4 separate regions of the Mus musculus genome follow, and regions 1, 2 and 3 are each linked to region 4. The links are chromatin loops, found by intact Hi-C in ENCODE. Cell type or tissue: heart. All regions are shown on one strand. Region 1 holds the start of Dbi (diazepam binding inhibitor). Region 2 holds the start of Ccdc93 (coiled-coil domain containing 93). Region 3 has its middle 30 kb from the start of Ccdc93. Region 4 holds the start of Insig2 (insulin induced gene 2).

Evidence for each region. Peaks named below come from ENCODE experiments on the same cell type or tissue, not always from the same donor. Only the 100,000 strongest peaks of a DNase experiment are listed, where the experiment ranks them.
Region 1: it touches region 4 in a loop (5-fold over the local background); 2 of 42 quality-filtered maps call a loop at or near these places.
Region 2: a loop joins it to region 4, with 5 times the contacts of the local background. A loop is called at or near these places in 10 of 42 quality-filtered maps.
Region 3: a loop joins it to region 4, with 1.9 times the contacts of the local background. A loop is called at or near these places in 7 of 42 quality-filtered maps.

The regions. Positions count from the first base shown.
Region 1 is chr1:120,117,122-120,125,121 of GRCm38, forward strand. It overlaps Dbi (diazepam binding inhibitor), which reads right to left and starts at 3,975. Exons shown (of 4, transcript NM_007830.4): 1 at 3,824-3,975; 2 at 2,774-2,891. The coding sequence starts at 3,832. It overlaps 3110009E18Rik (RIKEN cDNA 3110009E18 gene), which reads left to right and starts at 4,066. Exons shown (of 6, transcript NM_028439.2): 1 at 4,066-4,096. In heart, a CTCF peak has its summit at 4,333; DNase peaks (open chromatin) are centred at 3,230 and 4,000; H3K4me3 peaks cover 2,465 bases; H3K27ac peaks cover 3,787 bases.
Region 2 is chr1:121,427,451-121,435,450 of GRCm38, forward strand. Ccdc93 (coiled-coil domain containing 93) reads left to right here and starts at 3,617. Exons shown (of 24, transcript NM_001025156.2): 1 at 3,617-3,807; 2 at 7,083-7,196. The coding sequence starts at 3,766. Gm35243 (a long non-coding RNA gene) reads right to left here and starts at 3,618. Exons shown (of 2, transcript XR_387343.4): 1 at 3,497-3,618; 2 at 158-2,779. In heart, no CTCF peak of the experiment used is centred here; DNase peaks (open chromatin) are centred at 3,631 and 4,111; H3K4me3 peaks cover 1,462 bases; H3K27ac peaks cover 1,037 bases.
Region 3 is chr1:121,396,949-121,404,948 of GRCm38, forward strand. No RefSeq gene overlaps it. Among named protein-coding and RNA genes, the nearest start is that of Ccdc93, 30 kb to the right of the region's middle. In heart, a CTCF peak has its summit at 3,515; no DNase peak of the experiment used is centred here.
Region 4 is chr1:121,323,329-121,331,328 of GRCm38, forward strand. Insig2 (insulin induced gene 2) reads right to left here and starts at 4,696. Exons shown (of 6, transcript NM_133748.2): 1 at 4,363-4,696. In heart, a CTCF peak has its summit at 4,527; DNase peaks (open chromatin) are centred at 4,533 and 6,233; H3K4me3 peaks cover 2,267 bases; H3K27ac peaks cover 1,665 bases.

The DNA of each region.
Region 1 (8,000 bases), 1.2 Mb before region 4:
TTTAAAACCCAGTGTTTTACTTTAAGAAACAAAAAACCCATTCTTCCTTGGAGCTGGGGATGAGGCTGAGTCGGCAGAAGCCTCCCTCGCATGTCCAGGGCCCTGGTGAGCTTCAGCATGTATCAACAGGGCATGGCATCACAGGCCTATCATCCCAGCACTTCAGGAAGTAGAGGCAGGAGGATCAGGAATTCAAGGTCATCATGGCTACACAGTGTTGCTTGAGGCCAGCCCAGGCTACATGAGGATTTATCTCAAAAAATCAAATATAATACAATAAAAGAAAAATAGGCAGGCATAGTGTTCACACACCCATGATGCCAGGGGCTGTGGGGCCGGGAGGAAGGAAAGTTCAAGGTTTTGCCTTACAGAGAGCTTAAAGCCAGAACGAGTGGCTTAGTGAGATTCTGTTTCAAAATTAGAAAAATATTAAGTAATACAAGGGCTGGGAATGTGGCTGAGTTGGCAGAGCGCTTGCCTATCATGCTCCCAACCCTGGGTCCTAGCACCAGCACCAGATAAACTGGGCATGGGAATTAATATCTGGAAGGTGGAAGCAGGAGGATCAGAAATTCAATGTTATTTTTGGCTATATAGTGAATCTGGGCCAGCCTCGGCTACATAAGACTCTGTCTTAAACAAAATAGGGGGTGGGGGAGTGCAAAGACTAAAAATCCTCAAAACCAAACCAAACTTCTACTTTAACCAAGATAAATAAACAAACACCCATTCGTGTGGTTCAGAATCCAAACATTCTGAAAAAATAAAATAATAAAATAAAATAAAATAAGGCCGGAGAGGCGGCTCAGCACGTAAGAGCACTGGATGCTCTTCCAGACGGCCTAGGTTCAATTTCCAGCACCCACATGGTAGCTCTCAATTGTAACTCCAGTTCCAGGGGATCTGATAACTCTCAAACAGATAGACATGCAGGCAATACACCAATTGAAATTAAAACATGAACATGAAATTAAAACAACAACAAATCTAAAGAGAGCTTTTAGGGTCTCTCCCCATCCCCCTTTCAGCTTGCTGGTTTCCCTTCGAGCTACATTGCTATTATCTGAGGGGGTGGGGGTGGGGGTGGGGCTCTGCCGTCCTTGCCTGTACTTGTCTTTATAATCTGGCCCTATTTCCACACATCGCTGGACTCCTTCTTGTTGTATCTGGAGGTTTTGTCTGAGGACCACGCTGCTTCCAGAGCACCTGCTTTTGGAAAGGCCTTTCACCATCCTTCCTTGGGGGACAATTTCATTGCTAGGAGCAGAAACTGCAGAGTGTGCAGCTTGGGGCACTGAGTCTGAGAAAAATAAGTTCCAGGAACCTCACTGGAAGACTGTGACTGCAAAGGAACCCTCAGAGCCTCAGAGGAAGACTCCCTGCCTCAGAGGAAGTTCTCCTTAGATGGAAGCGTATACTTGCCAACACGCCAAGTGTGCACACCACTGTGCAGGTGTGGAAGCCAGTGGACAACTTTTGGGAGTCAATTCTCTCCTTTCACCAAGTGGCTCCTTTAGATAGTCAGGCATGGCAGCGAGAACCTGCTAGCCATTTCGGTGATCCCTGCAACGTCTAATTCAGAAGCCGCTTGCCCCCTGTGGCCACTGAGCCCTTGAAACACAGCTTGCATAGCTACAGACTGGCCTTTTGGCATTACTTAGGTTTAGCTGTTTTCAGCTAAAACCCATATAACCACTTGTGGCTAGTCTTTGTTGTATTGAACCAGTACAGCAAAAAACAAACAAACAAACAAGCCGGTTCCCTGACCAGGCAAGGGTGGATTCCAAGCTAGTCTACTGATGCTTATATTCCAGCAAGTACCAATAGCGTGGCTAGAGGCCAGGCTCTGGGAAAATACTATCTAGCAGAAAGCATCCACAGCTCTCTGTTCCCTTCCCACTGGCTTCTCCTTCCTGGATGTTTATAAGCCCTCAAATCTCTGACCTGCTTGGCTAGCCACTCCAGCTCCAGTGGAATTGGAGGCCATGCTTGGTGGGTGACTGAGGCATACATTTTCTTCTATGCTGTCATGAGTCCTTGCTGGAACACACTGTGTTGCTATCTCAGGCTATAGCCACTGCTCAAGGCACAGAAAAGACAGTATCATAGACTAAGGTAACCCACAGCATAGTTTCAAAAGCTATACCAAGGGGCTGGAGAGACAGGCCAGCCAGTAAAGTACGAGGGTGTGAGTTTGACTCCCGGAACCCATGTGGGAGGGAAACAAATATAAGGCCACGCAGCAGCCTGTGCTTATAACAGTGCTGGAGAGGCAGAGACAGGCTGGCCCATCAACCTACAATACTTGGCAAAAAAGAAAAATCTGCCCAAGATTTTTGGATAGGGAGAAAAGTCACCTGGATAGGGCAGACTTGGGCCAGCAGCACTTCTGCCTTGCCCCAGGGTACCAGATATGATGTATCTGCTCATCTATTCGGCTTGGGAAAGAGGCCAAGCACTCCATGACCCTGTTCATCTGATGGAAACGGGAGGCTCGAGAAAGCGACTGCTGAGCAACAAGGCTGGAGCCTTTGCTGCCTTCAGAGTAGATGCTGAGATAATCAGTAAAGTCCTTGTAAACCCACACTGACTCTGCTCCCAGAGTCACTAAGAGTTTAGGGAGATGGTCTTTGCAGGTGACAATCTCTCAGCTTAAGGTCTCCATACCAATGTTCTGTCATCACAGCCTGCCTCTGGCAGTCGGAAGGCGAAGTTCTCAGACTCCCGGGCTGCCGAGCCAACTTGGCCCGCTCTGATGAGAAGCTGGGCATACCTGTATTTACATCGCCCACAGTAGCTTGTTTGAAGTGACTGTAGATGAACAGCATCTCTTCATCAGTTGGCTGAGTCTTGAGGCGCTTCACCTCCTCAGCGGCTTTGTCAAATTCAGCCTAAGAGTGAGGGAGAGGGAGAGGAACGAGATGTAGGTTGCCTGAGTGGGAGAGGCCCAGGGATGCCTCCCATATTCCCTCTTCTTGCCAGGATTCCCTAAGGCCCACCTGTCCACTCAAGCAGTTACAGCACTGTGTCAAGTGCTGGGAATAGTTTTGGCTCACAGTGGAAGTGCACGCCCTTGAAAATTTTCTTGCCCAACTAACTGCCTGGGCCACCACTGGCCCAGATCCAACAATTGCTGGGGTTCCAGTAAAGCCCGACCTATGATCAGCGGAGATTGACTGGGCAGTAAGGGGAAACGTGGTGTGATCAAAACAGTCGATCAGAGTTCAGGAGAGGAATGCGGTGGAATCCAGTGTCTGGAGCCAGCTGGTCCCTTCCTACAGGGGCCTGGAGTTCAGCGTTGACCTCTGTCCCAGTGCCCAGATTAGGGAGAGGCAAGTGGGAGGAGTCAGAGATCGCCCTACAGGGCTCAGTCCTCGGTAGTGGTCTCCACTGGAGGGAAGGAAAAGGCTTCTGGACCACCTCACCTACTCACATCTCTTCTGTACAGGGGCAGGCCAGGCACAAGACTAAATACCTTCCCCGACCTCCAGGCTCTTCAGCCAGGGCCTGTATGAGTGCCCCTCTATTCCATTCGGTTCTTCCCAGTGTGGGATTCAATCTTCCCTGTCCTTCCTTCCCTCTTACGCCCCATCTTTCTTTCGAGGACCCTGTTCCTGCTTCACCCAGGAGTTCAGCCCACCGGCAACTCTCTGGCAGTTCCGGCGTGGGTGGCAGTTTTACATATCTGCAAGGGAAAAAGTTCCGCTCCCCAGGCTATGAGCTGGGCTCGGATCCCAGAAGAGCTGCGGGATATCTGAGGAAATAGACCCGGCTGTCCCCAAACCCACAGCATCTTCGCAGCCCGGCGGGGCACACGCAGTACCTGAGACATACTGGTGAGGTGATACGGATGCCGAAAGCGCGGGAGCAAGCTCAGAAGCAGCAGCAATCAAGTCACAGAGCGCACCAGCTAGCGCCTTTAAAAGCACAACCCCGGCGTTCCAACTGAGCTCGGGCGAGCGGCAGCAGCCAATCAGAAGTCGGATCTGCTTTCGGGGGCGTGTCCATCCTAGCGGAGCGCTCCAACCCTTCCCGGACCCAAGAGGGAGTTTATTGCGCACGCGCGGGGAGGAGCCGCGGGGCACGTTGGGAGCAGGTGGGACGCGTTTCGTTTTTTTTTTTTTTTCCGTGGGGGAAGGGACGGACGGGACATTCTCCGTCAGGGCAGTTGGGCAGGAGCTAGCAGGCACTGAGAACGCGTGAAATGGGGTGCTGCGGGAGGAGAGCAGAAATCAGTATGATTCTTTCCCTTTAACTCTCATGCGGATTGGAAAGAGGCCGGAAGTTGCATCGCTGGTTGAGTAAATTATCCGACTAGAAAATGGGATGCCCCGACCCCTTTCGGAAAATCCAGGGAAGAATCCCCGGTGCACAGCGCAATGGTGGCCCGCTGGACCAAGTCCATATCTAGGCCTTTTCTTCTGAACTTCTGGCATATTCTTTGACATTGCCCATACTTGTCGGTCCTGCACCCCTAACGCAGTCTTGTGTTCCATCAGTGCTTTATAAAGGCGGAGACAATGTGATATAACAAACTTGCACAAGAAGAGGTGCCCATCGAGCCTTGGTTAAGTGAATAACTTTTCAAATGGTTTTTAAACACGTGACCTGATGCTTGCCGACTCCTAGACCTTGGACACGCAGCAGAGGACAAACAGACGAATCTTTGCTACTTTGCAGCGTCTTATAGTGGGTTCATAGTTGATTTAGTTTAAAAAGTAAAGAGTTGGAAGTTATAACTGATGTGTGTGGAGAGGGGTTGGGGAGAAGATGCTGTTTGAGCGAGTCCTGCAAGTCGGAAGGAGCATTCTAGCAGAAGCAGGAGTAAGCAGGAGTTACTGTGGACACTGAGGTCTTTGAATTCTTAGTCTCATTAGTGAAATAATTTAAAACTGATTCGGAAGGAAGCTTGAGGACAATTATATTAAAAGTTTGAGGTAAAAAACCCACAGGACAGACAAGCTGAAAATGTTGACATCCACTGGGGAGAGGAGACTGGGGAAAAGTTTTGCCTTTTTTTTTTTTTTTTTTTTTTTTGGTTTTTCAAGACAGGGGTTCTCTGTATAGCTCTGGCTGGTCTCGAACTCAGAAATCCGCCTGCCTCTGCCTAAGTTATGCCTTTTAAGCTAGACACGGAGGTCAGAGAAATTGAGAAAACCCAGAGTGTTAGGGAGAACATGCTTAGGAGTGCACAGCAGGTTCAGAGGGTTGAGTTTAGACGGCATTCAAATCCAAGAATATGTGTCCCGGGACAAAAGACTACAGCGGGGCAATGAGGAAGTACAACTAAGTAAAACACGACAGAGCTGCAGAAGTAAGAACGAAGTAAGCTGAATAGGTGATGGCAGAGGTTGTTCATTTTGGGCATGCAGGCAGTCATTCTGATGGAGTCATGGGGTGGGGAGGGGACTTTTCAACAGAGGTGATGGTGCTATAGGGGCCTTGGCTCCATGGGAGAAGGAGGAAGGGCGACAGCACAAGTGGGCGGGAGGATTTAGAGGGCTGAAAGAACTTTCTGGCAATGGATACAAAGGTGAAAGAGAGGGGTGATAGAAAATTCTCTGGAGGTCATTACAAAAGGGAGATAGTCTCTTCTCACTTCCTAATGTGTGGCCAGAGGCCTGGGCCACAGTTTGCCACCCTGTCTACCTGCCCCCTCATCACAGCTGTAGTGGTTTGCAAAGGCAGGGCTAGGGCTGCTGCTCGGTGCTGGAGAGAGTCTGTCTGCCTAGTATATGTGAGATCCTGGGTTCCATTCCCAGCCCCGCAAAAGTAGAAAACTTAAGTCCGAGCCTTCAGATGTCACCAGCAGCTTCGGTCATGTTTTGTGGAGTGTTTGGGAAGGAGAACTTTAATTGCAGGGAACACAGGTAGATTTGTTAGTTTGTAAGTCACTTTGCTTAGAAAGCAAAAGTAACAAAAATGTTGGAGGTGAGTTTGGAGAAATTGCCTGTGAAGTATAAAAAATGTCGATGTTTTCTTTGTCACTTCTGAAAGAGGAAGTGACTCCACAGAGCTTTGACTGGACTCCCATGCGGTCAGTGGATCCGTGGGCATGTTGCCGTTATCTGTATGTAGTCTGTATGTATGTAGTATGCCAGTCTGTATGTAGTTCCAGGTTGAGTTGTTGGTTGCTTGTAGGAATATAACTCACTTTATTAATTCCAGGTAGTGGTTCCAGATGAGGGTACAAAAATTATTTCAAGGAGGTGAGGGACATGCTGAAGGGTGTGGACCCTTGGGAGCTAAGCTCTCTTGAGCCAGAGGGGACAAAAGAAGGTATCCTTGTAGAGTTTCCCAGGCACCGTGTCAGAGAGCCTGAGGCCATGCTTCTCAGCACACCTTGTGCCTCCTTCCCTTGCTGCTCAGCAACTCTTTGTTGGTGTCTCAGCTATGGGAACGTCACTGCTAAGCCTGCCCTTCGTGCTTCTTCCCCAGGGAGCTAGGATGGCATTTGGAGGCCTTAGAAAAACTTGGTCTATTATTCCTTGAGTGCCTTCCATTTGTTTTGGAGACAGTGACTCCGTTGTCCTCGAACTTACCAAGTAAGCAGGCTAGACTGTCTGGGCCGGTGAGCCCCAAGGACCCTTCTTTTTCTGTCTCCCCAGCACAGGTACTGCATGCCACCATGCCTGACTGTTTTTGCATGGTTTGTAGAAATTGAACTCAAAGATTTTCATGCCTGTGTGGCAAGCACTTTATTGTCTGAGCCTTTTCAGCATTTGGAATTTAATTTTTAAAAGTAAACTGCAGGGATTGGCAAGATGGCTCAGCCGGGAGATCCCTTGCCCTGCTGTCCTGACAATGTGAGTGTAACCCTCAGAACCCGTATAAAGGCGGAAGGGGACAACCAAGTCCACAAAAGTGCTCTCTGACTGCTATGTGTGTGCTGTGTCATGCATGAGCTTGTATGCATACACACAGTCCATGGACACACATGATAAAAAAAAATGCTTTGGGGCAAGTCATGAAGTTTTTTGACTTACAACTTTCTGCAAAACTGGAAAAGGTCATTGGTTTTCATAATCTTGAGTAATGATGGGGTCCTCAGCCTGCTCATGTCCTCATGAAGGACTCTCATCATAACTCTTGTTATGATGTCATGTTTCTACTGTCTGCTCTCTCCTGTCCCTGAGCTAAGGAGAGCAGAGCTCACCATGCACTGGCCGCCTACCATCTCTTCATGCTTGCTCCTCTTAAGAACTCAACAAATCCTTATTGACTGAGTACAGTGCCTGGTTTTTTTTTTTTTTTTTTCTGTGAGATTTGCTCCTTCTGGCTAGGTGTAATGACACCCACTGAGCTCCCAGGAGGAGGGAGACCAAACCAGGAGCATCCCTGAGAGTTTGAGGACAGCCTGGCCTCACACTAAAACCTTGTCTCAGAAAGCAAATGAAAAGGCCTTGGGAGATGGTTCAGTTGGTAAAGCGTCTGCTCTGCAGAGACCTGAACTAAGATTCCCAGCCCCATGTAATTGTTAAAATGTATTTTCTGCACCGGGGAGGCTGATACAGGCAAATCCCAGGAGATTGCTTGATGGCCATGCTGGTCAATCTATAAGCTCTGGGTTTACTGAGAGACTGTCTTAAAGAGTAAGATGGAGACCAATTGTGGAAGATATCTAATGTCAGCCTCTGACACAAACACACACACACACACACACACACACACGCACACACACAAAGCATACATCACATTCATACACATAATACAACAAAAAAAATGGCAAAAAGAAGAAATTCAAAAAGTTCCTTTTAATTAGCTGCCAACTTGGAAACCAAGTGAATTCATTAGAACTGATTATCAGATCGTGGGCTAGAACAAACAAGGTGAACTCTGGCCAGAGGCCTATGCAATCTCCTGGTCACGCTCCCAGCTTTGGAAGCAGAGGATTTAAGATGGGGAACCCAGCCAACTTATCAGGCAGACTGACTCAGCCCATCAGTAGGAGTTGCCAGTGTTGGAGCTTGTCCTCGTGGTTATGAGTCTAGAAGGTATCA
Region 2 (8,000 bases), 100 kb after region 4:
TGACTTATTCTGTTTCCAGAACCCATGTTAGGAGGCTCATAATTGCTTGGAAGTCCTCTTCTGGCCTTCATATACACCCGCACACATGGGGTACACACACACACACACACACACACAGTCCCAGTTTTTTGTGGTAAACACCATAACCAAAATCAACTTGGGAAGGAAAGGGTTTATTTCATTTTACAACTTATAGCCTATCATGAAAGAAAGTTAGGGCAGGAACTCAAGGCAGAACACACTGTCCAGGAGAGTCAAATAATACAGTTAGCTACTCTTGTTTATTTAAAACATTGGAAAGGGTGGCTAGAAAACTGGCTCTTGGTAGTTGTCAGATCACAAACACTTGTAACTCTAGCTCCAAAGGTTTTGATCCCTTCTTCTGGACTCCAAAAACAACTACACTCATGTACTCGAATCCACACAGAGATACATAACACATTTTGTTTTTTATCTAAAACATTGTGAAGGCATTTATAACGGGGAACCGAGGTCTCGACACCTTTGACGTGGGCTACTCTACAACCGGGTATTTAAATTCACCTGTCCTGAGGCAGCGGTCCATGTTTGACCCCACATGGCTACAATTTTCAGTATATATCAAGTCAGCGATGGAAAGTTTTAGGGTTATAAAAATGAGGTCGTTGGAGAGTTATGGATGGGCCCTTTAGACATGAGTTTTACTGTGTGAGAGCAAGAGCTCTAACCCAGGGGGAGAGCTCTCTTCTCAGCACCTCACTTTGTTCTCCCGTTATGTGGGGGCTCAAGAAACTTTCTCTTCCTTTGGTTCACCTTGGAGCTCACTGCTCATCCCAGACTGGTTGGTTAGAAAGGCCGAGGGGTCGGCCTGTCTCTGCCTCCCCAACAGAGGAATACAAGCACACCTCCACCGCTCCTGGAATTTTCCACTGGGTTCTGAGGATCATCCTCAGATCTGAATGCTTGCAAAACAATCACTTTATAGCCTGGGTTCAGCCTTTAGTCAGGGCAGGAAGTTCTTAAGACTCTTCCTACCACTTGTGTGCTCTGCGTCCAGAGAAGCCATTGTTCTGTTTGGATAAACCCCAAAGTACAAAATACAAAGTTCTCCACGGACAAACATTTACTTCGTATTTAAGTTTTTGAAGACTTCAGGTATAGGAGCTGTACCAGTCAGGGCTCCCTAGAGTAACAGAACTTATAGAACTAATCTCTGTGGAGAGTCATTGGATCTATTGGAATGACTTACAGGCTGCAGTCTAGCTAATCCAACAACCGCTGGCTGTGAACAGAAAGTTCAAGAATTCAGAAGTTGCTCGGTTCCACAAGGCTGGATGTCTCGGCTGGTCTTCAGTTTACATGTTGTCCCAGAGTAGGTTCTAATGACAGTGAAGAAATGGATGTGCTAGCATGGTGAGAGAACAGTCAGGCAAAAAAACCAGAAACCTTTCTTCTATGTCTTTATATAGACTTCCAGCAACAGGCGTGGCCCATACTAAAGGTGTGTCTTCCTGCCTCAAGATCCAGGTCAAAGGCTGTGTCTTCCTGTCTCAAAGGTCTGGACCGGAACTGGATTCACCCACTTCAGACCAAGCAGAAAAATCTCTCCCAGGTGTGTTCTCTACTTCTGGATTGTAGTTCATTTCAGACTGTGGTGGTTTGAATAGGAATGGCCTTCATAGATTCATTTCTTTGAATGCTTGACTATAAGGAGTGGCAAGATTAGGTGTGGCCTTATTGCCATAGGTGTGGACTTGGTGGAGGAAATGTGTGTGACATGGTAGAAGCAGGCTTTGAGGTCTCCTATGCTCAAATTACATGAAGTGTGGCACACAGTCTTCTGCTGCCTACAAATCAAGATGTAGAACTCTTGGCTCCTCTGGGACCAAGTCTGCCTGCATACTTCCATGCTTCTTGCCATGATGATAGTGGACTAAACCCCTGAAACTGTAAGCCAGCCCCAATGAAATGCTTTCCTTTATAAGAGTTACCCTAGAGGCCGGGCGTGGTGGCACACGCCTTTAATCCCAAAGCTTGGAGGCAGAGGCAGGCAGATTTCTGAGTTCAAGGCCAGCCTGGTCTACAGAGTGAGTTCTGGGACAGCCAGGGCTATACAGAGACCCACCCCCCAAAAAAAAAAGAGTTGCCCTAGTCATGGTCCCAAGAATTGCTATCATAGAAGCTGGAGAGATGGCTTGGTAGTTAAGAGCTCTTACTGCTCTTACAGAGGACCTAGGTTTGATTCCCAGTGGCTATGAGATAGCTCATAATTTTCTGTAATTCAGGTACCAGGGGAACCTCATACCCTCGAATTTCTTTGAGCCAGAGGCATGCACATGGTATGTAGGCATACATACAGGCACAACAGTCATACACCTAAAATAAAATAATAAATCTAAGAAAAAACAATCAAAAGTTATCAGAGATATTAAGAGGAAGAAAGGAAGCAAACACAAAACCTCTTTAATGGCAAGAAGCATATGTTTTTCCAGTTTTCCACCCGTCCTTCAGTAAAGATCTCTCCTACAGCAGAAGACTTCATGTCACTTCTGCCTCCATCTCTTACAAAATGAAAATAGGCTGGTAAGCTGTTCTGCAGCAGGTGCTGGGCTGGCAGGAAAAAGACAACCCTTTTGTATAGCTGCCATCCTCTGGGACAGACAAGGGGCACATTGCATAAGTGGTACAGCAGCTAATCGTATGTGATCACCGGACTCTGCATTTTACAAAACATGTCCCCAGAAAGATGCAGGGTGTCAGGATGAGATGGGTGAGGATTATTTTCCAAAACAAAATTTTCCTGGAAATAAAATGCAGAGACTAGGAAGGAACAAATGTAATGATCTCTTTTTGAGTTCTCTGTCCCCAGGTCCACATGTTAATAGCTGGCACAAGAGTGTGTTAAACATGGCTGGAACTGGGTCTTAGCTGGGACTGACTCAGGAGCTGGGAGCTGTCCAAGCCAGGCTTGGAAAGAACCAAACTCAGAATCTGATACCCAGGGAAAGGAAAGGGAGCCAGAAGGCAAGAGATCCTCACGACACAGGGAAATAGCTTTTAAGAAGCTCCGTGAAGGCCAAGAAACTAGAAAGTGGGAATAGTTAAAAGAACTCTGGTGATATAACAGTTGAAGGGAGAAATACTAGAGGTAGAAGGATTTAAGAAGGGAAGGGACCGGCAAGGAGATGGTAGAGAAAAGAGGGTGGGTGTTCAAGTAAAACTAAGGATATATGAAAATGCCATAAGGAAACGTGCTACTTTGTAAACGAAAAAAAAAAAAAAAAAAAAAAAAAGGAACTGATCATGGTGGCGCATTCCTATAAACTATAGGGGAACAAAGTCATCCTTAGGAAGTGCTAAGCCAGGCTGGCTAAGACACTGTCTCAAGGAACAAAAAAAAAAGAAAAAAAGAGGAACAATAAGAAAGCATTTTAAGAAAACTTAGGAAAGAAAGGAAAAAGTAGGAAAAGAAAAAAGAAAAAGAAAGAGAAACATTTTTAAAAGAAAGAAAAAGTACCTTAGGAGGAATCTTGAGTTCAGCACCTCCTCTGAGGGGAGGATCGGTTACTCGGGATCCAGCCCCGCCCAGCAGTGCTGGCTGTCCTTGCGCAGGCGCAGTGGTTCCTCGCTTCAGCACTAGTGCGCATGCTCCGCGGGGCCACGGTTCTCCGACCTGCTGTGGTAGTGTCAGCTCCTGTGAAGGAAGTTTCCGCTTTGCACCCCACCCGGATCACAGTTCGGTTGTAGGGCCCGCTCTCTCCGGCTCCACATCAGCGCATCTGGATCATGGGGTTACCCAAGGGGCCAGAGGGCCAGGGACTCCCGGAGGTGAGGACCTCTGTCCCTGACACCCTGGGGTTGCTGGGGAGAGAGGGCCGAGCCCAGGGCGGCGGGCAGGGACCAGCCTGGGGTGGCGGGGACACTGTCTATGGTTGCTCAGGTGTGTCTGTCCCAAGGCGGGCCCTAGGTACCCTGGAGGGGCAGCTGACTGGTCCCCCGGCGTGCCAGGGTGCATCGTGTCGCTGGGTGCAAACTTAAGGGTTCCTGGGTCCTCTGGGGACAGAGGAAACATCCAGATCCCGGCCCAGATGCAACCTCACACATCACGAGGTCCCCGGGAATTCCTATCTCGGGTTGTCTGGAGGCCCCTCACATTGCGAGACTGGCTTCCCCCGGGCCAAGGCTGCTGCGCTTAGGAGTCTCAGCAGTCACGAGATGAGCGGTGGGACTGTCCTGCTCCCGGTGTGCAGGGGGCGGTGACCTTGGGACACACACCTTCTGCGGGACCCATGTGGCCAGCCTTTCATTCCCTTTTGTCAGGAAGGCACGCTACCTACCCGGCTTGTAGCCTCCTGCCCCTCCCCCCGTCCCACGGGCCGGGGAGGGTGAAGGAAGTTTGGAAGCTCTGCGCACATCAGGGTGATGACAGAGTTGAGGACACTCTCTCCTGTGGTGCCTGTGTCGGGACAGGAACATGCTGCGTGTTCTAAGGAGGGAGGACCTTTTCAGAAATGGTTTAGTCGAGTACTCAGCCAGTACTCATTCGATCCTATGAACAGGACTACCACGTAGGCTGGGAAGAAAAGTGCAACCACTCTCTAACGGTGGGCTACCGTTAGAGCTTGGCTGTGGGATTTCCAGTTGTCCTCCTAGTTGCTTTACTCAAAGCTCTGAGCTTAGAGAAGAGTCCCAGTTTCCAGAGAGAATTAGGGAACACCTCTAAGGCACCTGGATCTCTTTCTAAGGCTGGAAGGCAGGCTTTGGCAGAGGTGTGGTGTGCCTATTTGACACTGTGCCTAGTGCCCGTTCTTATTCAGCTGCGCCGATCTTGCTTCCCCGTGCCCCTCACAAATCCTTCTGTTACATCTTCATCCTACTCATTACAGAGTCGAAGTGTTCTGTGTCCAGGTGATGAAGGGTGGGTATGTGTGGCCCTGGGTTAGGTAAAGTTTCATGGGGTCTGGGTTGTAATAGTTCAGATTTTCTTTGCCATGTAAAAATCTCTGTCTGTCTGTCTCTCTCTCTCTGTCTGTCTCTCTCTGTATGATGAAGTGCATATGTGAGCATGTGTGGAGGTCAGAATAGAGCCTCCCATGTCACCCTCATGAATGCTGAAAACCTCCTTTGAGACAAGTACTCATTGGCCTGGCACTTCCCAATAGGCTAGATTGGTTGGCCAGTGAGACCCAGGGATCTTTCTGTCCCTGGGATTACAAGTGCACAGTACCATGGCTGGTGTGTTTATATGGGTCCTGGAGATTGAACTCTGATCCTCATGTCGTGAGGCAAGCGCTGGGCTATTGTTGCAGCTTTAAGGCTTTTCTTGGCCGTCTGCTATGGAGTCCTGTGTAGGGCTTCCAGTTCTACCCTAGTTCCTTCAAACTAGTGGAAGTTTTTCTAAAAGTAATAAACACACCACTTTCATGAGTAGGTGTGACTCCTCATAGATAGCCAGGAGGCTGGGTCTGATTTGTTACTCTTTTCTAGCTTGTTCTACATCGTGAGTTCTGGAGCAGCTGTGGGTAGGGAGATGAGAGGGGTGGGCATACATAGTGAGATCCTGTCTCAAAAAAGAAAAAGCAAAACACAGAAAGACCAAAATGACTGTTATAGTGTGCACACAGATATAGACTTAAAAAAAAGATATAAAGGCTAAAAGCTAGCATGAGTATAAAGTTGAAAAGCTCCAAATACCGAGGGTTTAGGGCAGAGTGCTTACATATGTGCCTGAGCTCTGGGTTCTGTCCCCAGCACAGTGAACAGTGAGGGTGGGGTGCCTGTAATCTCAGCACTGGGGAGGCAAGAGAACTAGGAATGCAAGGTCACTGTCCACATAGAGGAATGGAGAAGGCCAACCCTGGGCCACAGGAGACCCTTTCTTAAAAGACAAAACAAAATTGCTGTCACCTGGCTCTCACTAATCCAGTTAACTCCTGCTGGTCAGGTTTTGAATCCCTTTGTGTGTATATGAAAGAAAGCAATAGCTAGACCCTTCCAGCTTCTGAGAGCTACAGTGCAGGGCAGATGGGAGCTTCTCTGGCCTTGTTTAAGAGCTCTCTGCGATCCATCTCTATCAGTCTCTGGTTATGAATTTATTTCCCTTTACTTACGTATATGTCCATGTGTCTGTATGTGCGAGTGAATCTGAGTACCTGTGAAGTCCTGACGAGCGTGGCAGATACCAGAGATGAGTAAAGGTGGTGGTGAGATGCTTAGTGTGGGCTTGGGGAACTGAACCTGGGTCCCCTAGAAGAACGGTATGTGCCCTGAACCACTAAACCGTCGTCTCTGGCCTCCAGTGTCCTACGTTAGTAACTGGAGGTATTATCCAGTGTGCTGGGGTTTTATGGTTTCAAGAAGGATGGTTTTTTGTTCTCTGCATATCAGCACATGACCACTTTCCATTCTGTGTAAGCGCGTTAATGTGTAAAGTGAATTTGGAATCAAACATCCCCATTCAGTGTCTTAGGCCAAAAACTTATTTCATTGGTTCTATTTCAAAAATACAGTTGTACATCCTGAAATGACAGGCAGCCGGTGGGGATGCTATATGCAATGAATTGAGGTGGGAGATTGTCCTTCTGGGCTATAGTGTCCCCTTCTTGGCAGTATCTTTATGACACATGATGGCTGAATACTCGAAGGAATTCTGTCTTATTTACCTGTGTGTGTGTGTTTGCATGTGTGGTGTCTAGACATGCCTGTATGCGTGTGTATATGGATGTTCATATGTGTGTATAGATGGTCACACGTGTTTGAATACACATGTATGTGAGTGCATATTGACACCTGAGGTTGGCATCAGTTGTCTTACTCTGCCATTTTTCTACCTTATTCATTGAGGCAAGGCCTTTCAATTGAACCTAGAGTTTACTAGCTGGGCTAGTCTAGCTATAAATAGCTAGCCTGTGGTCTTTGCTTTCCAAGTGCTGGGCTCACAGGTGGGCCACCATGCCTGCCCAGGATTTGCATGGGTTCTGGGGAATCTGAACTCTTGTCCTCATGCTAATATGAACATCCGACTCTTGGCAGCGGAAGGATTTACTTCATTTCCGTTCAGTGGAGATGGCCTTTACCAGTTACGTGCATCCCTTTTGTTCTAGGTGGAGACGAGAGAAGACGAAGAACAGAATGTCAAGCTGACTGAAATCCTGGAGCTCTTGGTCGCAGCTGGCTATTTCAGAGCAAGAATTAAAGGCTTGTCTCCTTTCGACAAGGTAAGAGAAAGCCTCGATAGCCACTGTGCCGTCTCTCTGCAGGACTGCGCGGTTACTCAAGGTAGCGGAGGATAAACTGATTGTGTTTTTACTTCCTCTGTACCCGTGGTCCAGATTCCTCGGGGATGTACTCGGATTTCCTGTTCAAAGTCAGTAGATGCAATTGGGTTCCATTACTGTGCACACTATTTTAGGGACTGTAAACAAGCAAGAGAGTATTTTCTCAGGCCGGGAGACTCCTCAGTCAGTAAAGTGCTTGCTGGGAAAGCATGGGGACCTGACTTGGATCCCCAGAACCCATGCAAAAAAAAAAAAAGGAAAGGAGAGAGGGAGGGAGGGAGGGAGGGAGGGAGGGAGGGAGGGAGGAAGGAAGGAAGGAAGGAAGGAAGGAAGGAAGGAAGGAAGGAAGGCAGGCAGGCAGGCAGGCAGGCAGGCAGGCAGGCAGGCCAGACCTGTGGCATGCTTGTGATTTCAGTACTGGGCAAGTGGAGACAGGCAGATCCCTGGGGCTCCCCGGCCAGCCTAGCCAAATTGATGAGTTCTAGGACAGTGAGACCATGTGTCTCAACTAGATAGATGGATGGATGACTCCTGAGGAATGACACCCAGTGCGGACCTGTGGCCTCTACATGTATGCATGTGTGTGCACAAACATACGCACACAGGAACACTCACACATGTACACACACGAACAAAAAATCATTTCTCTTTTAAGGAACATATACTTCGGGAAGGAGTTATAAAGTCTGTGGAGGAAGTAATCTGAGTTCATAGCTATCCTGAACCGCATGCTTAGACAATGGC
Region 3 (8,000 bases), 74 kb after region 4:
TGGGGATCTGAGTTCAGGTCCTTATGATCCATGGGTGAAAAACGGCCAGGTATGGCAGCATTCCTGCTATCCCACGTCTGGTAGGTGGAGATGGGGATTCTAAGAGCTTCCTGGCCAGTCCGCCTAGCCCAGCGAATTCTGGGTTCAGTAAAAATTTACCAGAAGAGAAGGTGGAGAGTGACAAAATTAGACACCAGACGTTGACTTCTTCTCTCCACATGTATACACATCTGCACACACGTGTGCACATGTACACACACACACACACACACACACACACACACACACACACGCCTGGCTGAAATCCCAAAGCCATAAAGAAATATGAGAGGCTAAATATAGGTGGGCTACGGGAACCTGAAAGTCAGCCAGCAGGCCTAGTGTACTGGAAGAACTCCAGGACGTTGAGAGGTGCAGTCTCAAACTAAGGCGGGTGGTGTTCTGAAGGAACTTAAGTTGTCCTGTAGTCTCCGTATGCACACATGTGTCCCTGCGAGTAACACATTTATGCACACACAAATAGAGTACTGAAATGTAAAGCCTTGCTAGAGCAGAGAAAGGAAAATAAGGAACAAAGTAATAGACTAGAATACCCACATTCTTATTGCATACAGACAGTTCTATACTTGACTGTCAGCTCTTATTATATCAAAATATAAACATTCAGGCTGGAGAGATGTATCCGTGATTAAGAACACTGGCTGCTCCTCTAGAGAGTTTGGATTCAAATGCCAGTATGCACATGTGGCTAACAGGAACTGCAACTCCAGTTTCAGGGTGCCCGATGCCCTCTTCTAGTCTCTGAGGACACTGTATGAATGTGATGCATAGACGTATATTCAGGCAAAACATCACATACATAAAATAAAAATAAATATTTAAGATGATTATATAAATATTAAATCTAATAAGTAATATATAAAAACTATCTTAGTAAAGCTCTTATGAGGTACCCTGTGTAAGTTATTTCCAATAACTACTCTGCCTCTTCCAGACATATCAATCTAGTACCTAACCAAAAAAAAAAAAAAAAAATGAAGTTCAGGAAGGGTAAGAAATATGAAAGTTAAGGGTGAGTCAAATTCATGCCAATAAGATGCCAAGATCGACTTCTAGCTAGAGCCCTACCACTATTGGACACCACACCGTCCAGTCCTAAGGGATACAGCCTCTGCCTACATCACAGCCTCTCCTTCCAGGAGGAGAATCTAAAAAGCTAGGATGAGAAGAAGCCAGTGAAAGCTCAGTGAATAAGCATTTGTTGCAAAGCCCAAGGTGAGAACCAACGTCTACAAGTTGTCCTTGGACCATCCCACACAGGCAAACATACCTCACCTATCCTCGCACTATATAAAATTTAAAATCTTAAATAGAAGAGAGAAAAGGAAAAAGACGAAGGATATAGGTTGTCAGTGATGAATGGCCAGAAAACTCTCAATGCTGAGTCACCCTGAGCAAGCTCTGTGTTAGGGAGTGGCGAGAGTGAAGGAGAGACTCTCATGCCAATGCACAGCAGGAGCAACATGGAAGCCCCAGTGTGATGATTGATTCCACTAAAGGGCTTGCCTTACAAGCAGCAGGACCTGAGTTAGAACCCCAGAACCCATGCAAAACAAAACAGACAAAATAAAACAGCACAAAGAAACAAAGGATGCAAAACAAACAAACAAACAAACAAACAAAATACAAGCATGGAAGGTTGTGTGCACTTGTGATCCCAGCCCTGGGGAGGCAAAGACCAGCAGATCCCTGCCTACTTGGATAACTCCAGAGCAGCTCCAGAGCAGAACCCCTGCCTCAGAATAACAAGGGGAATATCATCTCACGAACAACAAAGGAGGCGCTCGTATGTTTTTCAACATGCACATTTATGCGTGCACACACACACACACATACGTATGCACAAAGCAAAACAACACAGTTCACACTCATCAGGACTCCTGCTGTAGCTAGTCCCATCCAGGATGAGGACAAGGAGTACTAAATAATGGAGATGACGGATGTGGGTAGTGACTTACATGTGAAGCCTTGTTACTTGGGAGTGATAGCTGTGTTTTAGACTCCTCTGTCTCAGCAGAAAGCCCGATGAAGGCGTCCATACTGGCAAGGGTGGGACACGGCCTGGGAAGAAAAATGGGATTGCAAGAAGCAGCCAAGACCAGCCCTAAAATCCCCAGTTGGAAGTGTCTCTGTAGTCTGTGGCTTGGCCTAAGACCAGGGTAGAAACATGTGGTCTGAGCACAACAGGCTGGAGACCAGAGGGTCAGGAAGGACATGGGTTTATGAATGTCTTCGTCAGATTAAAGGATCTTGTCTCTCCAAGCAACCGTTTCTAGATCTGCATGGTCTTGCAGAGTCTGTTCATCCCGGATTGCAGTTATTCACATTGTTTCCCAAAATGCCGGCTAGGAAGGCTTGGGAATGATAAAGCAGGAGGCTCAGGAAGCTCATTCGCTTGGGGTAGAGGAATCCAGATCTCTGCCAGCTAATTTAACAAGAGACCCGAGGCGAGAACCACCTCTAATAATTCAAAACTAAAATTAGACATTCATTTGAAAAAAAAAATCAGGTAACCGAAACAAAAACGAGGGGAACTTTGTTTATTTAAATTATGAGGCTAATTGCCTCAACTCTCCAATTCCCCTCAGTGGGGTAGACTTGGCTTGAGTCTATCAGTATCCATGGCGACTCATCTAATAAGTAAACTGCATTAGCTCTGCCACTAGCAGAGAGAAGGGAGGGGTCTTGAAATGTATCTGTGTGGCTTCCTTCCAGTGCAAGGCATTTCATTATGTCCTGAGGACATGAGGCACTTCAAAGAGGATTGAAATCTGGAATGAGGGGGAGGAGTTTGGGATTATATACTTGCTTTTTAGTTTTATTTTTATATATGAGAATCAGACGCTAGAGATGGGGGACTCTGGAGAGAGGATTTTTTTTCTCTCTCTCTCTTCTGGGCTAGGGTTTTGTTTTGATTTGCTCAATGGTTGATATCTTTCCAAAAAGTTCCCCCATGAAAGCAGGCTTTCTTGTTTCCTCTTATATACATAATTTCAAGTGTATGTGACAGGCTATCTGTTAAGACAATACTCACACCTGATTCTATCTCGAGAAGGAAATGATGCAACGAATCGTTGCTGGTACCCAAACGATGTAAAGTGGCAATAAAAATCACCTCAAACAGGCACTGTGGGGTTCCTGTAACTACAGAAAACTAACTTGCTCTGTATCCATTTACTTTTAAAAATCATTTCACGATTAGAAGCATGTCAACTGGTCTAATTATTGCAGCAAATAATGAATCATTTCCTTTACAATCACTTATTAATTAGCCATCATAACACTGTTGTGAATTAGGTAGAAAGACAAGGATTCAATATTCGGTTATTAACACCTAATTAAAATATTCATTGTTTCCCATATGTTGTTTATAGCTTGGCTTCTTCCACACACTTGACAGGATTTCACTAACATGGAACAATGTCTTCCATTTGCTTAGCTCCGTCGCCATCTGTTGTTCAGAAGTAGAATATGTCTTCCTGTCTCCCTCTCCCCTCCCTTACCTCTTGCTTTTGGGAGAGTTTTAATTGCGATCAACAGTGTTCTCTTGAAAATGTTTTTCTTGATTTTTTTTCTTGTGTTGTTTCTGAATAAATAAGACATTTTGGTCATTTCTTAATTTTTTAAATATTTATTTATTTTTGTATGTATTCATTTGCATGAGTGTGAGTGTGCGTGTGTGTTCCACAATATATTTTTCATGGAAGTCAGATAACAACTTGAAGAAATCGCTTGTCCCCTTTCACTATGAGCCCCAAGGATCCAATTCCAGTTGTTAAGCTTAGCACCAACTGCCTTAATCCCCTGTGCCAGCCTAGTTCCTGCTAGTTTCAATGACAAGTTCTGAATAGTAAATTGAATGAACCCAGCAACAAAATGAGACTGAAATACAAGTAGTCCATCCCTCTGCGATGGGAGTTTGGTCCTAGGTCACTGTCCCTCTTTCCTTCACCTGAGATGCTCCAATCATTTGTGTAAAATCATGTATAGTGTTTGTGTATAGCCTGTATATATCCTCCTGTATTTTGTAGTCATCTTGTGAACTGGAGATGTGCCTCAGTTTGTAGAGTGCTTACCTAGCATGCACAAAGCCCTCAGCACCACATAAGCCAAGCATTATGATCTGTGATCCTAGCACTTGAGAGGCAGAGGAATAAGGATCAGGAGTTCTAGCACGTTCCAGCTGCATAGGGTGTTCTAAGCCAGCCTGAGTTATAGGAGACACTGCCTCAAAAACAAACAACAACAACAACAAAAATCCAAATAAACAAAAAAGCAACCAGGGGCTGGAAAGATTAAGAGTGTTTGCCGCAAACCTAATCCTCATGCCTAAAATCCACATTTTTAAAAGCCAGCCAATGAGACATATGCTTATAATCCCGGTTCTGGGGAAACAGAGGCAGATGGATTCTTGGTTCGCCAGCATAAGCTACTTGGCAAGTACCAGGTCAATGAGTGACTAAGTTTTAGAACTCAAGATGGGTAGCACCACTCAAAATTGCTCTCTAACATCTGCATACACACACACACACACACACACACAACTATCAGTACACATGCACATACACACTCTCAGAAGCAGGAAAAGTACAGGTGAACTAGTTCACACATGAAGTTATGACAGAAGGGAATTTAAGATTGAATGGTTCAAGTCATTTGTAGACTTACTCTGTGCTTACTCACACAACCTAGAAAAGTGATGTCAGAGGGCCGAGCACAGCGTATCATGCCAATACCTAATGATAGAGAAGCTATCATGATGCTCTTCTAACAAACTGGGATACAGGACAGCAGTAGAGTAAGTGACTGATGTAGGGTGGGTTCCATGATGCAAAATAAAAATATAGGACCGTTGTTCCAAAAGCAGGCCTAGGGTTCATGCTCCAACAAACAAGCAAGCATAAATAGGACTGACAAGGCAGGATAGATGGCAGAGTGGTAACAGCTTGCTTCACAAGCATAAGGACTTCAGACACTCAGAACTCACATAAAGCCAGGCATGGTCACATAGCCATGTGTAATCCCATCGATAGAAACAGTAGATTCCTCGTAAGCTTGTGGGCCAGATAGACAGATGAATACAGTAAGGAAATGATAAACACTCTGCAGGAGACCAGGCACCTTCTTCCTCCAGAATAGTAAGACATGGCATTGCTAAAGGCTCACCGAAGTAATCACCTGGTAGATAGGAACTGTCTGAGAATAAGATAAATGTGGAAGGAAACAGACAGAGATGCACAGGAGAGCACACCCTGAGTGAGAAGTTTGGGGCATCTGGTAGTGTCTTCAGTTCCAATAAATGAGGTAATAATGTCCCCCTTGTTTTGATTTTTTTTCTCCTTTGAGTGTGTGCTTGTGCTTATGCAAGTACACACGGGGCGGGGGCACAAGGGCATGCATGCTTGTGGAGAACACTGGACAACCTTGCTTTTGCTTCTGTTCTTCTTTGAGGCAGGATGTCTCACTAATCTGGAATTTACCAAGTAGGCTAGGCTAATTGGACAGTGAGCAAACTTGCTTTCCCCTCTCAACCAACAAGACCACAAGCATGAGGCATGGCACCCAATTATCTCACACTGGTTCTAGGGATAGAGCTCAGGTCCTTATGCTTGCAAGGCAAACACCATACCGACTGAGCCACCTTCCCAGCCCATTGTAATCCTTAAACTAAAACTAGGTTTCTGGTCCTTGAGACAAAGAGCCCTTGTTGACACAAACAGAGAAACTGGTTTGGGAAGCATCCCATTAACATGGCCACTGAATGTGCCAAGAGGTCTGAAGACTAAATTCCATCAAATTTCACTAAAAGAAGAAGCAGTTTCAGGGTTTGGGTGGGGAGTGGGAGCTATCACGGGAAATAGTTTTTACAAAGATACTTGACAAGAGACCATTGACAGAAAAAAAAAAAAAAATAGAAGCCCGGTATAGCCTAAGGCCAGAACTCTGTTGAATGCATGAAACCAAACTATAATTAGTGGGTTACAGAATGCATGTATGTACACACACAGACACACACACACACACACACACACACACACACACACACACACACACACACACCTGCATGTGACAAGGGATTCCTGGAGAAGATGGCTAATTTAAACTAGCCAAATCAGTCAGCCAAGCCAATCTCTACTCCCCAAGTAGAGATTTTGCCTCAATATATAAGTCGGAGAAACACTAAGACTCGATCTCTGGCCTCTATACACAGGTGTACATATGTGCCCCCACATGCACACATGTGCCCTCACACCTGTACACACAGCACACACACAAATATCTATCTTAACATGCATGGACAATGAGACCAAGGCAAAGGAGCCTGTTGGGTACACATAGAGCACCATCAGATGGAAAAGCTCTACTTGTGTGGTGGAGGGCACAGGCGTGGAGGATGGGTATGCAGCTTTACAAAGGCGAAGGGGAGGGCACTGAAGGGTCCCGTGGAGTCTTAGGGACTTGCCTCTTGTAATCTTTACAGCCTCAGGCAGAAACACCGCAGCTGGAGAACAAAGTTCAAGGTAGAAGACAGAGAGTCAGTTTGAAAGGCTCTGCTGAAGTGACTGGGCCCACCCTATATCTCCTATCCTCAGGGCAGGTCATTGGCCTTCTGTACTGGTAAGGATCCTAGGCATCTCCTTCAGAGGCAGTGGAAGGACAGGACCAGGCAGGCACCTTATGAGAAGCTAGCTTTCAGGCTCACAGCTACATTGCTCTAAGTGGAAGGACTAGTGGGGTGGGCTGTGCACTACCCCAAGGACCAGGAATCAGCTCTACACGGCCCAAGTAAGACTTGGAACAAGCTTTACCGCAGAAGGAATGTCCCTGTGGCAACTCATGTGGCAAGCTTAAGTGGATGTGGACTACCATACAATCTCGTTCCCTGTGTGCATCTGTACCAGGTAATAAGAGAAAGCTACTTGATATTTAAGAAGCAGGAAAAACAGGCCTCATTATGCTCTGTTTGGGTTGAGAAGCCAGGCCTCACCCAAGTGCTCTGCCCACTAATGCTAATCATCTAATCATCTCTCTCTCTCTCTATATATATATATATATATAGAGAGAGAGAGAGAGAGAGGGCACAGGTGTGGAGGATGGGTATGCAGCTTTACAAAGGCGAAGGGGAGGGCACTGAAGGGCCCTGTGGAGTCTTAGGGACTTGCCTCTTGTAATCTTTACAGCCTCATATATATATATATATATGTATGTATGGAGAGAGAGAGAGAGAGAGAGAGAGAGAGAGAGAGAGAGAGAGAGAGAGAGAGAGAGAGAGAGAGAGAGCCATCCACATCAGCATGTATGGAGCTCTCCATATCTGACGTGTATGGAGCTCTCAACATCAGGGCATACACAGCTGTCTATACCAGACATGAACACAATTCTACATCATAGGCCTTGTGGGCTTTCCCCTCATCCACTTTGGCATGTTCATTAGTATCATCCTTGTTCAGATAACTGGACAGTCATGATGGTGAGACTTTATGAGTGTAGCTTCTAATATTACTGAGAGACACAATTTCACAACAAACTCTTTGCTGGCTTTTACAATCTTCTCACTCCCTCATACGAAATGTTCCCAGAGCCTCGGGTGTGGGAGTGTTTTGTAAATGTATCTTTTGGGCCTGGGCATCACAACTCTGCATTTTGATTGACTTTGGTATTTTCTATAGTGGCCTCTGTTGCAAAAAGAAGTTTTCCTTGATAATGAATGAAGAATGTAACTGTGGGTATAATGACAAGTGTTTATAAATTGTTGTTAGGGATTATGCTGGCTTAGTAAATTAGTGGTTGCAGATCCTCCTCCAAAAACCATGACTTCACTAGTATTGAGAAATAAACTAAGTTTCCGTACTAAGCATGACTTCCCTCTTTTTTAAAGGGTCTTGAGTCCAGTTAGAGAGCCATTGGTTACCACCAAGGACTGTGTGCCACTACTCCAC
Region 4 (8,000 bases):
CCTCCAATGGAGCTGCTGACTGCTGGAGACTTCTCTTCTCACTCTGCTGGTCTACTGCAGACATTTTGGGCTGTTTATTTGTGTTTTCTCCCACTGCTGTTTATTCGACCTTTCCTGGCAGCCCTTCTTCAGTTTCCCACTTCTCCCCCACAAGTTTACTTTAAAAATAACACAGCATTTGTTTCATGTTTATTTGAAGCAGAACCAAAAGACTAAGTGTGGTTATATCATAGCACAATGATATATAATTACCAGGGACAAAAATAAAGGCTACAAAACTTCACATCAATGTCCTAAAATTTTAGGACTGGAAGGGAGCCAGGAGACCATCTATTCCGGGCTGTATTTGAGCTTCACGCAAAGGAAAAACAAAAATGTGTATGTGTGCATTTTTTTCAGAGTTCATACACGTACTCAAAAGTCTCCAGTATCCAAAGTCAACAATGAGCCATCATCAGATGAAGTGTGGTGACCCAAATCTGCTGAGGAGAAGCACCCCAACCGCTATGTCAGATTGGGCTACAGAGTACATTTCAAACCAGCCTGGGCTACTGAGACCCTGTCAGAAAACAAAACAAAGAGGAGGAGGAGGAGAATGTGGAGGAGAGGAGGAAAATGTAGAGGAGGAGGAAGAAGAAGAGGAGGAGGAAGGGAGGAAAGGAGGGAGGGAGGAAAGGAGGGAGGGAGAGAGGGAGAAAGGGAGAGAGGGATGGACGGATGCAGGCCGGCCCAATCAACCTAACAGTTCTCTCAGTCACTTTAATAGCGTCACACACACAGTCTGCAGATGAATTAACAAGATCAGGAAAGAACTACTACAGTGGAACAGAGATATAATCCCAGCACGTGGGAGGTGGAAATAGGAAGATCTGGAATTCAAGGCTGTCTTTAGCTACACAGTAAGTTCAAAGCTAGCCAAGGATATATGAGACACTGACTCAAAACAAAACAGAAAACTAGATCTGGGCTGGGAGAAGTAATTTCTGGGTCCTCTTAACGTGTAAACACGTACAATAATCTGGTTGGTCAAACACATAGGAAGTTCCAGGGAAGTATTCATTACCTCCTAGACAACAGTGAAGTTTCTTTTCAAAGAAAACTATGTTTTATGGGCTGGGGAGATGGCTCAGAGGGTAAAGGAGCTTGTGATACAAGCCTGATAGCCTGAATCAAATCCCAAGATGGAAAGATTTAACTTCTCAAAGTTGTCCTCTTGTTTCCACATGTGTGCTGTCTCATGCAAGCCCCCCACCTCAGCCCCTTCCCCCTCCACCACCACTGATGACCAGTCATAGCAAATTAAAAATTTTTAAATAAAAATTTAAAAGCACACTTATAATCTCAGCATTAGCTAGGTGTGTGGGGTATGTTAAAGGCTCTGGGAACAAATACAGCATAATTTACTTTAAAGATTCTTAAGCTATTAACACTTTTTTGAAACAAATATACCTATATTTTAAGTATTATTCTTATATAAAAATGAAATTAGGTTCTCCAAAATTTTTAATCTTATTGAAAAACTTAGATCATAAAAAGTATATATATATTTTTAAGCTAATACCTCAATGGCTCCTAATGAGTCAATGGTAATAAATAGGCCAGTGTTTTTAATTCCCATTGTACGAAATCAGATAGGCTAATATGTCCTTTTCTTTTCCTGTTTGAAACAGGATTTCACTTATGTAGTCAAGGCTGGCCTCAAATCTCTTGATTCTCCTTCCTTGTTCTCCAGAGTGTGGGGATTAGACTTGAGCCTCCAAACCTGGCTTAACTTTCCAAGATGGCCAGTCAACCTAACAGGCAGCCATGTCTGGGCTAACCACTTTGTCTCCATAAACAGAGTTCCTTCCACCTCTCTGCACAAACACCACACAAGCATCTTAGGTAACACATAGGAAACTTTTTTTTTTTTTTTTTTTTTTTTTTTTGGTTTTTTCGAGTCAGGGTTTCTCTGTATATCCCTGACTGTCCTGGAACTCACTTTGTAGACCAGGCTGGCCTCGAAGTCAGAAATCTGCCTGTCTCTGCCTCCCAAGTGCTGGGATTAAAGGCGTGCACCATCACCGCCCTGCAGGAAACTATTTTTAATGTCCTCATGAACTACTAACTCCAAAACAATGCTTTCTACAATTTAAGAGAACACTTGACAAGAGGACATGCAGTAAGTATTCTACCTTGAGCCCTGATCTACAGTTTCCATAAAGTGCATGAATGAACACAGAAAAACAGTTTGCATAGTTTAGCTACTAGATCAGTGACAAATTATCAAAGCTGAAAAAATACTACCCATGTGACTTAATAGTGATAATGGATTCATAGCATTGCTTTTAGATAGACGAGAGGCCTAAGTAATTCTAGAGCACAAGCAAATCAAAGTTTATGTTCACCATCAAGATCATGCTCTCAGGTAAGAAGCATTTGAGAAAGTATAGAAGTGAAATATAGGAACTTAAGACCTAGCTGGAATTTAGGCTTCTTCTGTTTTTTGGGTTTTTTGTTTGTTTGTTTTTTGTCTAGGTCGTTGACCTCAAACTCAATATATAATCAAGAATGACGGTGAACTTATGATATGATTCTCCTGCCTCTACTTCCCAAGCACTAGTATATCCATCACGCACCACCACACCTGGTAAATCAAGTAACTTAACCATTTAGTTGCAAGCAAACAGGATTATTCATTTTTCAATAACTAGTGTCACATTGGTAAGTTTGCATTCTCAGATGAATCTCTCTTCTGAGACTGGGTTAGATACATTAACAAATAAAAATGTTAAATTACTACCACCACCACCCTTTTTTTAACACATGCTGTGCTCATTAGAACGGCGTTCACAAAACAGAATACGCATCAGCAGGACAAAACCGCAATTCCATGACATGCTTTAACCCTCCTTAAATAAAAGCATACAGATATGACTCTCAAAAGGTGCGTTAGAAGCTCTAGGAAGAAAAAGTGCCGTTGCTCTTCTCTCCCCACATTAAAACCCAAACACAGAAACCATTAAGCAAGCAGCAGTCACACAGCGCACTGCTTTAAACAGAAAGCACAGAAAGCTTAGTCCTTAAAAAATGTTATCTACTGCTTGGTGATAATTTTCTACACACAATAAAAACAGTGTTTTTACTGAACTGTCCTTTATCTTTTCCTTTTCAGTATCTCTATCTAAAACACAATTATCCGTTTTTAAAGCATCAAATTTCCCCGAATACAAAACGACTCATAGATTGGTCATTTCATAATAGATGCGAGCTGAATACTATGAAAACAAGTAATATCAGCGGTTACAAATCCAGAAAAAACGATGGAGGAAGAAAACATCAGTCATTGTTTTTCCCCCGCAGGTCATTAATTAACAGGGGACACCCCTTTATTCATTTTCATTCAGTAGTTCACTGTCTGGGCCAAACCCCAAAGCTAGGGGGGAAGGGGGGGCAGAGAGGAAGCCCCGCATGGAAGCCTTGGTTTTTTTTTTTTGTTTTGTTTTGTTTTGTTTTGTTTTAATCCAGAACTGGAGACTGTCTTTCATTGCTGTGGTCACTGAAACCAGCCAACATAAGTGTCCCAACAGTCAACTCAATTTGCTCTTTCTCCAAGAATTTCCTCATCAATCCTACAAAACAGTAAACACTTCGGGGTATCTATTTCACCCAACGACATAGTTCACACTACCCGTGAACAACTTTTCACTTAAGTTTTAACTCCTTTCGTGTCCCTAAACGCCATCCTCAGCAAAGCACTGTTTTCCTTTACCAGCCGGCTCATCCCCAAAGAACGACGCTAAAGCCCCACTTACTATCACCAACCGACTTCTAGGCCCTGGCAACAACTGCTTGGCAGCACCCACTGATACATACCTAAAAGGTATTCACTTCCGATTCACAATCCCTACTCTTCAACTCAGGAGTCCTCTTATTTCGGTAGATTCTAAACTTCCTACGGTTATGTACCTAATTTCCATCCATCTCCCATACAAGCCTGAGTCTTCCTCCCAGACTACAAGGCACCGAGTCCGGGCAGGTGTACACTAGACAGCTGGCCCATCTCTGTCCCCAAACAGACCTCCAGGGTCGCCCTTTCCGCTGTCCTCCAGCCTTCTTCCACTCTGACAGTCTTCCACTGTCCAGGGACCTCGGCATCCCCCAAAGCCTGTCCCTCTATGAGCCCGCTGGTTTTTCCCTAGATCTCGCTGACCTCTCTCCAGGTAAGCCGGGGACCCCTCGCCCCAGCAGGCCCCACCTGCGGGTCCTGGATCCCCCAACACCAGCTAGGAGTGTTGCCAGCCTGCGACGTTAAAACATAAACAGCTCCTCTTCCCAAAAGCCACCGCCGTCCTCGAGCCGTCCCCGGCCAAATAAGCTCACCTGAGCTCTGCCCGGAGACCCCCAGTTCACCCCCGCCTCCGCCATCTTCAGGGACCGGCCCCCGACCTACTCCCCTCCCACAGCTCCGCCTGAGCCGCACTGCGCCTGCGCCGCCCGGCGGCTTCACGCTGACGGTAGGGGCAGAGGAGCTTCCGGTTGCCTCTGCGCGCACTGCCTCCGCTCTGCGGAGACGGGGCAAAAGGACTTCCGGTGTGCCGGGCACTCCGGGCTGGAAGGAGGTGGGGACCCTGTCTGGGAGGAGGAGAGGCTGCGAAATCAGCTGTTGTTGGTGCCCTCGGGAGTCAGAGGTTCTGGATGGGCATCTGGACTCTGTGGGCGGAGTGAGGGACTCGTGCGCGCACGCACGCGCAGCCCGAGACTCCACCCTCTGCGTGGGCCGCAGTTGCCAGCCGGGTGACAGGCTCCACGGTTGTCGCCTGCAACTTCTTCCCGCCTTGGAGTGTGCCTCAGTATCCTTTCTGAATACGGATTAAAGGCAGCTCTTTGCATCAGCTCTCGAGAGACTTGGGTCAAAGACCAAGCAACACAAAACCTTATCACCTCTGTTACTGTCAAAATTTGACTTAAAGCGCTTCCTTCTTGAGACAGGGTCACACAGTGTATGTAGCCTTAGCCGGTCTGAAGCTACCCAGGTAGACCAGGCAGACCTCGAGAGCTACTTGTCTCTGCTTCCTCAGTGCTAGGATCAGAAGTGTGCGCCACCACGCCCAGCTAAGACCTTCCTTTTAGAACTGGAAACCATAATTAAGAGAATGGATAGTGTGCACGTTGGAGATGGTGCAGATGAGCTGTTGTTTTGGATGGAAAATGGTACAGAGAAGTTTTGTTTTCTTTATTCCTTGAAGATTTTAAGGACTTGAAGTTCGAGTGGGGAAGTGGAGTGCGAATCCGGGAGATGTGTCAGGGAAGTGGGGAGTAAATATAAAAATGCATTGTATGAAGTCCTTAAGGACTCTTTTTTTTTTTTTTTAAAGAAAAATTTCATACATATACAATACGTTTTGATCATTTTTCCTGCCCACCACTACATTCCTCTACAGAGTGTTTTTAAAGGCTAATAAGTGGCTTGATTACCACCTCTGGGCTGTTCACTATATCATCTTTTGGGGAGCTTAGCCAAAAATATATTATGCTTGTGGTCTGATTGCATTGGTCTTAAGGAGAGTTTTGTAGGAACTATGGGCCTAAAGTAATTGCTATAATTTAGCAAGAGAATGTCATTTGGTTAAATGCCTTTGTTTTCATTTACTTTGAACTAACAATCAGATGCATCTTTAACAGTTTCTGATCATTTTATCAACACATTTATTTCTTAAAAATAAGAGAAACTAAACTTGGACCAAAAGACTCAGCATGTAATAATATGGCTTTTCATGTATTTCTAATGGTTTTTGTCTAGCTAATCTTAAATTTAATTCCTGCAGGTTTTTATGCATAGTAATTGAAAGCCTAGGCTAATTATGCTGCACAGATGAAGAGTTTTATAAGGAAAAATAAAAATACACATGGGATAACCCATATTATCCATGATATGATATTTTTGTCAACTTGGCAGGATTGAGAATCGCTATGGGAATACCTCTGGGTGTATGTCTGAGGGATGTTTCTAGAAACATTTCAGGAAAGAAGGAAGGAAGAAGCACATGGATGTGAGCAGCCCCAATGGGGTCAAGAGCTGAATAAAAAAGAGAAAGCTCACTGAGCATCAACACTCCTCTCAGTTTCCTGTTTCTTTCCTGTCTCTTCAGTCAGTGTGACCTCACTCTCGCCTCCATGCCTTAGCTATGGTGATGGCCTGTGTCCTTCCTTAATGGGAGCCAAAATAAACCCATCCTCCCTCAAGTCCTTTTGCCAAGCATTTGTTTTTCACAGCAACATGAAAATCCAGAACAAACTGATGTCAGGGTATGACTTAAGAGGGCGGTGAGATCATATTTATTTTGGCTTACTTTAAAGTTGGTTCTGTGCCATTGGACTGCTGGTGAAGACTTTTTGAAAGTTCAGTTGTGTCTCAGCACTGACTCCATATGTGAAGTCAGGTCCAATTGGTCCTTTTTTTCTAGGTTTTTCTTTTTATAGATATGAAGTAAAATAGTGAACCTGCTAATTTTTAAAGTCCTTTTAACCACTAGAAATATCAGTGATTTGATAGTTCTGCTGTTGCCCTGCCCCAATAATACTTCTTGTTTGTTCTTTCAATGAGAGAGACCATTGGGCAAATTAGAAAGAATAAACACTGCAGCTAAATATAAGCAAACATCCACAGAAGTCACTGGGCTGCTTTTACTTCCCTAAAAGCTTCATTTACTTCTACAAAGCAAAAAAAACAGTAAGAACTTTTGCTTCTTTGAGATTATAAAATGAATCATTTACAAGTTCATTTATCTCTTCTACAACTTCAACCTGAGCAGCTAGCAGACATCTTCAGCCTTAATGGTAATTATTGTATGTGGGCGGATACTTCAGTTAAGGTTCTGAGAACCTGGCACTTGGAAATCTTACTCAAATAAAAAGCATCGAGACAGTAAAACCAAAGAACATGGCAGGTTTTTCTATTCAATGACTGGAACCCCAAATTCTAAAACCTATCTTATCTTTCTTTTATGGTAGTGTTTGTTTGTTTGTTTGTGGTCATATTTGAGTCAAGAGCTCACCGTGTAGCAGGGGCTGACCTGAAATTCACTATGCAGGCTAGGCTGGCCTTGAACCTGTAGAGATCCTTCAGCCTCTGCCTCCTAAGTGCTGGGGTCACAGGGGTCATGTGTCTGTATCGCCAAAGCTGGAGGTTTTAATGTGAAATACTGCTTTTGTTTGGCCATAGCTTCTCTAATGCCAGGCTTATGGAAATCTGCCCTAGTATGGGGATATCAACCACTGTAGTAGAACCTTTAAGATATAGGCAGGGCCTAATAAACAGCAATTATGCAATCTGGGCTCCACTCATGAATGGGGTGATTAAAGACTGGTATGAGTGAATTCATTATTAGAGAGCAGGTTGTTATAAGAAGAGCAAGCCTCTTGCCTCTCGGCAAGCTCCTGCCCTCTTACACGTGTCTCCTCTATATTATCTACCATGTTGCCTCATAGGTAAAAGGCCCTCCCCAGGTTCAACCAGCCTGGCCAAGTGTCTTAGACTTTGACCTTCCAAAACTGTGAGCTAAGTAAAAATCTCCATAAAAAGGACCCAGTCCCAGATAGTTTATTATAGCAAGCATAACAAAACAGACTAACACAGATACATAACTTAAGGGGCCTAAAAGGAAATTTTGCCTCTTTAAGATTATTGGATGAATCATTTCTTAGTTCATTCATCGCTTCTACAACTGTAACCTGAGCAGCTACTAGACATCAAGCACTGGACCTTAAGAAGAAAGTAAATGGACAAATTGCGCTTACAGTCTAGTGAGAGAACCACAATAAATGGTTAAATTGATATGTAATAGCAATGTTAGTTATTTCTCTCATCGCTGTGATTAAATACCTGACAAGAAATGACTTGAGGGTAAATCAGTTTATTTTAGATCATGTCATAAGAAAGACTGCAGTCTGTCATGGTGGGAAAGTCAAGGGGATAGGCGCGTGAGTCTGCTGATCACATTGGAGAATGGACAGGAAAT